Linked DNA regions of Homo sapiens: regions 2 and 3 are each linked to region 1. Evidence: chromatin contacts called from ENCODE Hi-C or POLR2A ChIA-PET data. All regions are on one chromosome and are shown on one strand. Each heading gives the region's core, a stretch centred on a gene start or an enhancer-like site at or near the end of the contact. The rest is flanking DNA. Distances are from core to core; before and after follow the strand shown. Region 1 has its middle 67 kb from the start of CNEP1R1. Region 2 has its middle 15 kb from the start of CNEP1R1. Region 3 holds the start of HEATR3-AS1 (HEATR3 antisense RNA 1).

The links. Hi-C counts contacts between places; a loop is a spot of excess contacts on that map. ChIA-PET counts read pairs that join two places held with the same protein, here RNA polymerase II (POLR2A). Pooled maps may share reads with other maps.
Region 2: a pooled map shows a loop between it and region 1 (2.2-fold over the local background). The contact joins two enhancer-like sites. A Hi-C loop is called at or near these places in 1 of 50 pooled maps. POLR2A ChIA-PET finds 5 or more read pairs at or near these places in 2 of 52 experiments (A673 and HEK293).
Region 3: a pooled map shows a loop between it and region 1 (4-fold over the local background). The contact joins the promoter of HEATR3-AS1 here to the enhancer-like site in region 1. A Hi-C loop is called at or near these places in 2 of 50 pooled maps. POLR2A ChIA-PET finds 5 or more read pairs at or near these places in 3 of 52 experiments (HEK293T, OCI-LY7 and PC-9).

What each region holds. Positions count from the first base shown.
Region 1 is chr16:49,956,020-49,959,931 of GRCh38, forward strand. It overlaps the pseudogene NCOA5LP. Among named protein-coding and RNA genes, the nearest start is that of CNEP1R1, 67 kb to the right of the region's middle. RefSeq lists a silencer at 63-122. Within about 2 kb of position 2,067, at least 4 of the 41 ENCODE cell types and tissues checked have a DNase peak (open chromatin) inside an H3K27ac peak, as active enhancers do.
Region 2 is chr16:50,037,858-50,041,746 of GRCh38, forward strand. No RefSeq gene overlaps it. Among named protein-coding and RNA genes, the nearest start is that of CNEP1R1, 15 kb to the left of the region's middle. RefSeq lists silencers at 27-227, 527-727, 2,187-2,387. Within about 2 kb of position 1,399, at least 9 of the 41 ENCODE cell types and tissues checked have a DNase peak (open chromatin) inside an H3K27ac peak, as active enhancers do.
Region 3 is chr16:50,064,149-50,067,576 of GRCh38, forward strand. HEATR3-AS1 (HEATR3 antisense RNA 1) reads right to left here and starts at 2,176. Exons shown (of 3, transcript NR_186390.1): 1 at 1,905-2,176; 2 at 543-659. It overlaps HEATR3 (HEAT repeat containing 3), which reads left to right and starts at 1,822. Exons shown (of 15, transcript NM_182922.4): 1 at 1,822-2,121; 2 at 2,219-2,391. The coding sequence starts at 1,984. RefSeq lists an enhancer at 1,630-1,924 and silencers at 1,775-1,824, 2,155-2,204, 2,285-2,544.

The sequences.
Region 1 (3,912 bases), core at 817-3,316:
TGCATGGAGGCACATGCCTATAGTCCCAGCTACTCAGGAAGCTGAGGTGGGAGGATTGCTTGAGCCCAGCACATTGACACTGCAGTGAGCTATCACTGCATGGCTGAACTCTAGCCTAGGCAACAGAGCAAGATTCTGTCTCTTTAACAACAAACAACAAAAAAGTTTGCAAACCTTTGGTCTAGTCTGAGCCTGTGGTAATGTCCTGGTCCTCCATTCTCCTTTGTACAAGGGGGTTTCGTTCTAAATGTGCTGTTTTGAAGTGTTGTTTTTTTGTTTGTTTGTTTGTTTTTTGACACCTGGAATTCATATTCTTTTTTTTTTTTTTTTTTTTGCTTGTGTGTGTGTGTGTGTGAGTGACAGAGTTTCACTCTTGTTGTCCAGGCTGGAGTGCAGTGGCACAATCTCAGCTCACTGCAACCTCCGCCTCCTGGGTTCAAGTGATTCTCCTGCCTCAGCCTCTCAAGTAGCTGGGATTACAGGCGCCCACCACCATGCCCGGCTAATTTTTTTAGTAGAGACGGGGTTTCACTATGTTGGCCAGGCTGGTCTTAAACTCTTGACCTCAGATGATCCACTACCTCAGCCTCCTAAAGTGCTGGGATTACAGGTGTGAGCCACCACACCCAGCCTGGAACACATATTCTTAAACATTCAAAGCAGTGAAGTTCCCAGATGCGCCATTAATGGCTGAAATCCTCTGCTCCTCAAAAGCTGGCCTCCCTCCAGCCATCCAGAATACTGGCCTGGCACACCACCCAGCACCCAGCCTTGTCCCTCTTGGACAGGCAGGCTGTCCGGCACAGCCCTTACCCTGCTACACAAGACATTTTCTCAAAGTGCTTACCATAAAGGCCCTGAACCGGGCCTTTTGTGAAGGTCAGAAAGAGCTTTGTTCCTAAACTAATGGCAAGGATGGGAGGCAAATGAGAGCAGAAAGATTTCTTCCTGAGCCCTTCTCCCCATTCTCTGCTCACTCCTCACAGGAAAAGTCCAGGTACTCACAATGGGCCTGTGGGTGAGCCAAGAGGGGGCCTGAAGCAGGAGACACACCCAGTCTTAGGGAGGCTTGAGCCCATCGGGAGTTGGGAGGCTGAGTCCAGAGGCCCAGGGAGTGAGGGGAGGACCAGTGGAAGGAAGGGAAAAAGGAAAGGCACAAGAGCAAGGAAGCCCAAATAGGAGGGCATGGGGGTGGGGAGGCAGAACCGGACTCTCACCCATCTCCAAAGGCAACAGGTCAAAAGGGGGTGGGGCACAGAAATGCTCCCCCGCAGGGCTGAGGATCGTCAATACAGGCTGACCTTGACAATCAAAGGCCTGCACATGTACAGCTTCCAAAGCAAGCTGGCATATTCCCTCTATTTGAATCCCCAACAGCAGTCAAGGTTGAAATGTTGTGCTCATAAGAAAGATTTTTGGCTCAAAAATTCCCGGTTCCCATAAAAGGTCAAAGCTGTATTTGACTCTTATTTACAAAGACATCCCCAGATCTAAATTTTATTTAAGGTCCAGGTGAAAGCCACCTTTCCATAAAGATTTCACTGGCAACTTGTTTTTTAACGTGGCAGATTGACAACACACTCTCAGCCGGCCACGGTGGCTCACACCTGTAATCCCAGCACTCTGGGAGGCCAAGGCAGGCAGATCACTTGAGCTCAGGAGTTTGAGACCAGCCTGGCCAACATGCCAAAATCTTGTCTCTACTAAAAATACAAAAATTAGCCAGGCGTGGTGGTGCATCCCTGTAGTCCCAACTACTCCGGAGGCTGAGGCAGGAGAATTGCTTGAACCTGGGAGGTGGAAGCTGCAGAAAGCCAAGATTGTGCCACCACACTCCGGCCTGGGTGACAGAGTGAGACTCCATAAAAATATATATATATATATATATATATATATATATATATATATATATATATATATATATATATAAAACAGCACACGCTGCCATGGCTCTAAACTGCCCGCTGTCTCCGGGGAGCTCTCCGAGAAGCAGAAGAGCTACTCATCTGTTGTGTCCCTAGGGGGAAGCACTGAGCTGGCAGTGGAAGGAGGTGTCCACCAGGCCTATCACCTCACAAACGGGACTTGACAGGAGCTGAAGGAGGGACCCAGGAAGGATTTCCTGCCAGGAGTTGGAAGAAGTGGAGGCAGCTTGCCCACAATGGGGGGGATTCCTGCCTTGAAATGAGGAATGCTCACTGCTGGCTGAAGGATCCAGCATCTCCAAGCCTGGAAAAAGGAAGAAAACAAACGGTTAGCAGAAGTCTGCAGTCCAAGCCAGCAAGCCACACAAAGAACAACAGCCTACTCAAGAAAGATCTTCACGTTCACTGACTTTGAGATTTCTATAATCAAAAAGAAACAAGACTGCTGTGTTTTAAATTCATGGGTTCCCCCTGCCCTGAGAAAGTAGGTACAATAAAATTGCACCAAAATCAATCACATTCTGTGTTTTGTAAGATAAACAATTTCTTTACGGCTTTAACATGGTCCTATAACACAGCCTGCTTCTTTTTCCTAAAAGGGACAAGTGATTATTATTCTCTTCTCACCCACTTAACTCAAAACAAGCAAACGAAAAAGTCACTACTTCAAGGGTTTGGCTTCTAATTGGAATGCTCTTTAAAGTCTTTAAGATTAAGCAGGAGTGGTGGCTCATGCCTGTAGTCCCAGCTATTCCAGAGGCTGAATGAAGCAGGAGGATCGCTTTAGCCCAGGAGTTCAAGACCAGCCTGGGTAACATAGCAAGACCCTGTCTCAAAAAATAAAATAAAACCTTCAAGATTAGGAGTTGCTTCTTCACATTTACCATGTACTTAAAAGTAACCTTACAAATGTCTCAATTAAAAACTGAAATCTAGGCCAGGTACAGTGTCTCATGCTTGTAATCCCAGCACTTTGGGAGGCCAATGTGGGTGGGGTGGATCACTTAAGGTCAGGAGTTTGAGACCAGCCTGGCCAACATGGCAAAATCCTGTCTCTACTAAAAATACAAAAATTAGCCATGTGTGGTGGTGTGTGCCTGTAATCCCAGCTACTCAGGAGGCTGAGGCAGAAGAATCGCTTGAACCTGGGAGGCGGAGATTGCAGTGAGCCAAGATCACACCACTACACTCCAGCCTTGGTGACAGAGCAAGACTCCATCTCAAAACAACAACAACAACAAAAACAAACTATTAAAAAATAAAACTAAAAACAAAAACTGAAATATAGAATCAGGAAAATAAACTGATAGGGAACTGGAACTATTTCTTACACATCCATCTATCTTTAGAGGTCATTCTATTTATATATTTAAAATCTGTTTCAAAAGAAAATTTAGCTTTAGAAGAAGCATTTTTGTCCATAAAGGTGAAATACTGAAACAGTCTATTCCTATCTGAAACACACTCAAATCCAATGCCTCTGTAGGATATACACATTACAGAGGCACATTCTCTCATAAAGGAAAATTTTTTTGGTTTTCCTTCACAAATGGATGTGCAGAAAAAGGACTTTCTGGTATCTGAAATGGGAGGGAAAAGGGACAGCACCAAATACCTCCCAGTTGTCCTTTTCTGGTCTTCAGGCAGTCAGTGATCAGGCTCAACTCATCCCTGTACAAATGTGTCCCCAAATTTAACAGGAAGAGAAGGTGCTGAGTGCACGGAGGCTGGGGTGGCTACGGTGGCACTCCTGTCCTGGAATGTCATCTGCCTGCTCTCCAGCCCTCTGAGAAACTGCAGGACATTCCTGCTGCTCCCACTTAGCAAGAAATCTCCTAAGTGCTTCAGTCACCAGCCCCGGTGCATCCTCGAGGGCACAGGACGATGTACCAGGGACAAGAAGAGCCTGTTTTACCACACGGGCGCCCTGATTTTTAAAAAACACATTTACAAAAAAGGAGAAAAAACCATCAGAAAACACAATTAA
Region 2 (3,889 bases), core at 149-2,648, 81 kb after region 1:
TGTGTGTGAAGTGAATTTATTCAAGAGCCATTATAATATTACTGTTAAGAATGTAGACTGTTAGGCCAAACTGCCTGGATTTGAATCTCAGATCTGCTCCTTGGTAGTTTTGTAACTTCAGCTAAATTATGCAACCTTAGTTTCCTCATTTATTAAGTGGGCATAATGCCAGTTTCTTTGGTACAGAGAGATAATATATAGGATACAGGCATAATGCTAATCTTCCAGGCTTATTTCAAGTCTTAAAGTGTTAATTCATGTAAAGCACTTAAATAGTGCCTAGCTGCAGAGTCAATACTCAGTAAGTGTGTTAACCCAAATCTTTAAGGGGGAAAAAAAAAACGTTGTTACAACTTTGCCCAAAGTCAACATCTTAGTTGAGATAACCATGAGGAAATTTTACCTAATCTTTTGAACCAAGCAAACTCCTGAAAACTGGACTAAAGGCAAAGAGAGGATATTTGGCCTCTCATTCTGAAAATGGTGTTTGGTGTTTTCCTGAAGAACCTCTCTGAAAACATTCAAGCTCGTGACTATCTGATAGTGCTGCTTTTTGAGACGCTCTTTTCTCCTTTAGAACTAGCCATCTTGATTGGCATTTTATAAAGATTTAACAATCCTTCTAACTGACAAATACCCTGCCCTCAGCAACTGAGGTTTCTCTCGCTTCCTGTCCTGTTGAAACCATAGAAGTTTGAGTCTTATTCTTCAGCTCTAAACTTTCTCTATGCTTTTACAAAGGGTAAGTATAATTTCTTTTTTTCCCACCAAAGCTAGGAAGTGCGTCTTGTCTGCTTCATCATGGAACACATTAAAATCTGATGTTTTTAGTGTACCACTGATACCTGCTATGCCAGTCTGACTGTATGAGAGACAGAGAAAAATAAAAAGATATTTGTTACCATATTTTAAAGGGACAGAGAAAAATAAAAAGATATTTGTTACCCTATTTTAAAGTGTGTTCATCACTTTATAGACTCACTTTTACATGGCAAGTGTTTTGCTGGGTATTAATGTGTAAGAAAATTAGCTGGGTGTAGCACACACCCACAGTCTCAGCTACTCAGGAGGCGAAGGTGGGAGGATTGCCTGAGCCTAGGAGTTCAAGGCTGCAGTGAGCTATGACTTGTGTGACTGGACTTCAGCCAGGGTGACAGAATAAGACTGTCTCCAAAAAAAAAAAAAAAAAAATCAAAATGAATTTCTGCCTCTCAGAACCTCAGAACTTGTTATCTGGTGGGGAGTACAGACCAGTGGTCAAGTGGTCAAGCAGTTACCATGCGGTTTAAGTGCTATGAAAAGTAAAAATGTAGGATGCTACAGGAGTCCATGGGAAGAGGATCCAGCCAGACCAGCTTTCCAAAGTAGGTGATTAGCAAACATCTGGTTGCCCTTAGAGGGAGAAGTTTTGCGGGGGAGGGGGCTGTGACAAGAGAAAACGGGAAGGAAGTAGGAACCAGAACATGGCATTTCACGAGGGCAATGGGAAGCCATCAGAGTGTTTTCAGTTAAGGAAGTGACAACTGGATTTGCATTTGTGATGACAGGGCAGGACCTGGGAGGCCAGTTGGGAGTGGCTGCTATAGCCCAGATGAGATATGTGGGCCCCAGAACTACAGTTCAGGGAGTGGAATCAGAACTAAAACCTTTAAAAAAAAAAAAAATCTTTGCCTGGGCTTACCCAAAAACCTCTTAGAGGGCAAATGATAGGTCAGCCTTGGCAAGTGGGGAATTTTTTTAATATTAAAAAAATAATCTGGGTGTGGTGGCTCATGCCTGTAATCCTGGCACTCTGGGAGGCCGAGGCAGGTGGATCACCTGAGGTCAGGAGTTCGAGACCAGCCTGACCAACATGGTGAAACCCCGTCTCTACTAAAATACAAAAATTAGCCAGGCATGGTGGCTAACACCTGTAATCCCAGCTACTCAGGAGGCTGAAGCAAGAGAATCGCTTGAACTTGGGAGGAAGAGGTTGCAGTGAGCCAAGATCGCGCCATTGGACTCTAGCCTGGGCAACAAGAGCAAAACTCTGTCTCAAAAAAAAGGAAAAAAAAAAAACTTTTAATGTCAAATGAATAGGACTTCGCAGAGGACAAAAGAAGAAGCAATTGAGCATAAAGCCTACCACCAGCACCACTTCTTCCATCATATTTAGCCTGTTACAGAAATAAAAGTTCCATGATCACCAATATTTGGGAACTACTACATCCTCCTCCTGGAGATTGTTCATGCTGTAAAGCATATTAAAAGCTCCATGTTGGCTGGGCACGATGGCTAATGCCTGTAATCCCAGCTGCTTGGGAAGCCAAGGCAGGCAGATCGCTTGAGCTCCGGAGGCCGGGGCTGCAGTGAGCTATGATTGTACCACTGCATTCCATCCTGAGCGACAGCGTGACACTCTGCCTCAAACGAATGAATGAATGCATGCATGAATGTCCCGAGTGGCCCTGCAGTAGAGAAACCTGTTAAACTGCCTGCTTTTCTGCCATTTCACCAAAGACTTGTTCACATTATTTGGGGGACAGAGAGTGTTTGTTGTGGTTTCTGTCTGTCCAGTTGCTCTTTTTTAATTGGAGAAGAGGCATGCAAATGTATTGAACATCCCACAGAGAGAATCACAGAGTGGTTGCCTTGCCCAGCTCCCTCTGAGCACCCGTGCTAGATTTGGGGAATGCTGGCTATGTCAGTCCATCCTCTCTCAGGACAACCCAGAAAACTTTGGACTCCTGCATTTGGGACCCAGGCATGCGAGGAGGTGGTAAAGCTGTGTTTCCGTGGCAGGGCACTCAGTGGGACTCAGTGGTGGTGGCATCAGTTTCCTCATCCGACCAGTTCCGTAAGATGGGTTTGGGCATTTTTTTTCTTCTGGAACTTTAGCCTTGAACCAGTCTCTCTAGACCACTCCAAAATCCTGAAGTACCCAATATCCTTTAAATAATTGGCTTTCAGTTTACTCAAAGTCAGCTTCTCTTGCTTGCTTGACTGCTAGAGTGGTACACAGCAGTTGTGTTCCAGGAGCATGCTGTGGAGAGTTGATCTAACAGATGAGAGTGCTTCCAATCAAGCCTCATGCCATCTGGCAGGTAAGAGAGCTCAGGGCCACGTGCAGTGGAAGGACCCAGACTTGGCAGATCAATGTGGATTACAGTCCCATTTCCTCCATTAGCCAGTGGGGCAAGTGACTTATTCTCTCTGAACCTTAATTTCATTTAGGCCTATTAGATAGCTATCTTGCAGAATAGCTAGAAGGATGAAATGAAATAATGTATGTAAAAGATAGCTTTCCAGCTTTTTTTTTAAAATCACAAACTAATTTTTGAGTCGCTATTCTGAGTACTTGTTATAGGTGTATCTTGAGTACCCAAGAGTGCTGGCATCTATGGAAGATGCTCAATTGCTGTTGAACAAATGGATGAATCTTGACTTTGGTATTGAAACTGAGTTTTTATATAAATACGTAAATACACTAAAACATAAATTTTATTTATTTATTTATTTTCAGTTGGGGTCTTGCTCTGTCACCCAGGCTGCCGTGCAGTGGCACAATCATGGCTCACTGCAGCCTCCAACTCCTGGGATCAAGCAATCCTCACACCTCAGCCTCCCAAAGTGCTGGGATTACAGGCTCTCACCATTCCTAGCTAACTTTTTAATTTTTTGTAGCGACAGGGTCTCACTTTGTTGCCTAAGCTGGTCTTGAACTCCTGAGCTCAAGTGATCGTCCCACTTTGGCCTCAGATTTGTAATTTAAGTAACGGTAGAGAAACTAAAATAACTAAGTCTATTGTAAGTTCATTAAGTAAATTAAAAAAGAAATATATCCTTGCTAGAAGATGAGTTTTAAATTCTGTCTCCTACAATTATCAGATTTATTTTTTTTCCTGACCTA
Region 3 (3,428 bases), core at 926-3,425, 110 kb after region 1:
ACCTTTGCCTCCCAGGTTCAAGAGATTCTCCTGGCTCAGCCTCCAAGTAGCTGGGACTACAGGCACATGCCACCATGCCTGGCTAATTTTTGTATTTTTAGTAGAGATGGGGTTTCGCTATGTTGGCCAGGCTGGTCTTGAACTCCAGACCTCAGGTGATCTGCTCACCTTGGCTTCCCAAAGTGGTGGGATTACAGGTGTGAGCCACAGTGCCCAGCCCAAGATTGATCTTTGATAGGCCCAAATGCAACATGAGCTACACTTCTGTTACTCTCTAAAATTTGCCATAGTAATTAATTTCCCTTACTGGACAGTCAACTCTTTGACAGTAGGGTTACCATGGAATGGAAATTTTCTCCAGTAGAATGTTGACCTGAGCCTGGGCGTGGTGGCTCATACCTGTAATACTAGCACTTTGGGAGGCTGAGGCAGGCAGATCATTTGAGATCAAGAGTTCGAGACCAGCCTGACCAACGTGGTAAAACCCCGTCTCTCCTAAAAATAATAATAAAAAAAAAATAGCTGGGCATGGTGGCACATACCTGTAATCTCAGCTACTTAGGAGGCTAAGGCAGGAGGACTGCTTGAACTCCAAGGCAGAGGTTACAATAAGCCGAGATCGCACCATTGCACTCCAGCCTGGACAGCAGAGTGAGACTCTGTTTCAAAAACAAAAAGAAAAAAAGAAAATTGACCCAAAGCTATGCATATATTGAGTACTCACTCGTTACATGTCTAATTATAAAGACCACCTAAGATTCTCCTGTACTTTTCCCTCTGCTTAGTATTTACCACAATTATAACCAAAGTTATTCATATAATTATATATTCAACAGATCTCTCCCTGGACTGTAAATTCCATAAGGACAGGGAGAGAGGACAGGAACCAAACTGTCTTGATTACTGCTTTATTCCAATGCCCAGCACTGTACCTAGTACTCAACAAATATCTGCAAAAGAATCTCTTTGTTAAATACGTTTCCAAACATTTACATAGTGCTTAGTATCTGCCAGTCTCTGTTCTTAGCACCTTAAACATATGAACACATTTAGTCTTCGTAACAACTCCATGAGGTATATACTATCGATGTCCCCACTTCACTGATGAGGAAACTAAGGCAGGGAGATTAGGTTCTTAAGCGATTCTGTTTTATCAAATATAGACACACATTCGTTCCAAAACATTAACTAGTCTCTGTCTACGACAGGAGCTATGGGAGGTGCTGGGGACACAAAATAAAATCGTGGTTAATGCTTTTTGAGTACCTGCTATATATCAGGCTTGGTGTTAGGCACTTTACAGAACTTTATGAACTTTACAGAACTTACAATAACCTTGCAAGTTAGGTATTCTTAATCACATTTGATTATTTGTAGCCGGTGTTACTAACTTATTGGTTGCTTGATTGATTGATTGAGACAGGGTCTCGCTCTGTCGCCCAGGATGGAGTGCAGTAGCAGGATCACGGCTCACCTCAGCCTCAAACTCCTGGGGTCAAGTGATCCTCCGGCTTCAACGTCCCAAGTAGCTGGGACTACACACACACGCCACTATGCCCAGATAATTTTTAATTTTTTTGGTGGGGAGGACAGGGAGTGGAGTGTTTTCCTATGTTGCCCAAGATGGTCTCGAACTTCTGGCCTCAAGTGATCCTCTCGCCCGGGTCGGCGTTACTATTCTAGTCCAACCTCCTACTTACCCGGTAAACCCACAAGGCTCCGCCCCTTTGCCGAAGCTGGCCCCGCCTATGCCCTCTTCCACGCCTGCGCGCTCCGTGCGCCAGTTCCCCCCACCCCGCCCCGCCCCAACCCCGACCCGGCAGACGACGCGCCGTGCGCCTGCGCACGGCTTGCCCATGTGTGCTGCAGCCGTCAGCCGGCCCAGCTGAGCAGCAGCAACGGACCTTGTTAACGGCGCGGCAGCCTCCACCGCCTGCTGTTGCCCTCCTCTCTCGGTGGTCTGTCCGCCCAGCGCACGTCACCATGGGCAAGAGCCGGACGAAGCGCTTCAAGCGACCTCAGTTCTCCCCTACGGGCGACTGTCAGGCCGAGGCGGCTGCGGCGGCGAATGGGACCGGAGGCGAGGAGGACGACGGGCCGGCGGCGGAGCTGCTGGAAAAGGTGAGGCGAGGGCTCCGTCGGGCCGGGAGGCGAGACGAGGTTGCCCCGCGCGCGTGCGCATTGCGCGCCTTCTGACCCTTTTCGCTCTCATCCGCAGCTCCAGCACCCGAGCGCCGAGGTCCGCGAGTGCGCCTGCGCAGGGCTGGCCCGGCTGGTGCAGCAGCGGCCGGCACTCCCGGGCCTGGCGCGACGAGACGCCGTGCGCCGCCTCGGGCCGCTGCTGCTAGACCCCAGCCTGGCCGTCAGGGAGACTGCAGCCGGCGCGCTGAGGTGAGCCAGGAAGGGTGCGGGGCGGTGCCCACCGCTGGCCTCCCCCGCGTCTGGGCTGCGGGCGGTCGCAGCGGTCACCCAGCGCCTTCTGTGTGCCATCAGGCACTGGCCCGGTCTCCCGTTTGCAGAGATTTGAAGCCAGTCTCCAGGCTCCGGAGAAGCCCAGTATCCCCGCATCTCATCTGTCCACCTGGCTGCTTCACCTGCAGCGTCCACCTGCTCAGGCGTCCTGCCCTCACGCCTTGCGCACGTTTTACACTCTCCAAAAGCCCTCCTTAGGGTCCCTTGCTTGGATGAACTCTTCAGTTCATGTGTCAGGAATCGTTCTAGATGCAGGGGACTTTGAGCAGCCAAGACTTTTGAGCGAGATCTGTTGACAGCCAAGATCCCTGTCTTGGCACAAGTCATGTTGATGGGGAGACAGACAGGAAGCTAGTAAAAAGGTAAAACATAATATTAAATAGTGAGAATTGCTGTGGGAAAACGAGATGATGATGAGTTGGGGGTGGGAAGTTTGAATTGGGTGCTCTTGGGCCGGGCGCGGTGGCACACACCTGTAATCCCATTGCTTTGGGAGGCCAAGGAAGGAGGATCACTGGAGGCCAGGAGTCCAAGGCCAACCTGGGCAACATAGCAAGACCCCGTCTGTAGAAAAATTATAAACAATTAGTCGGGCATGGTGGTGGGTGCCTGTAATCCCAGCTACTCAGGAGGCTGAGGTAGGAGAATCGCTTGAGCCCAGGAGTTCGAGGCTGCAGTGAGCTATGATCACACCACTGCACTCCAGCCTGGGTGATAGAACAAGACCCTGTCTCAAAAAAAAAAAAAGGTGCTCTTTAGATGACTTGTGAAAGGAGATGTGCAGGGTGAGAGAGCCAGGAGGCATGGGAAAATAGGGGGAAGAATATTCCCCACAAAGGGAGCAGCAACAGCAAAGAAGCGAAGCAGCAGGCAGCTTGACGTGGTTAAACAGCAGAGAGGGTAGGTAGGTGGCTGAGAAGAGCAGGGGTGGGTAATTACAGGAAGTGAGGCTGGAG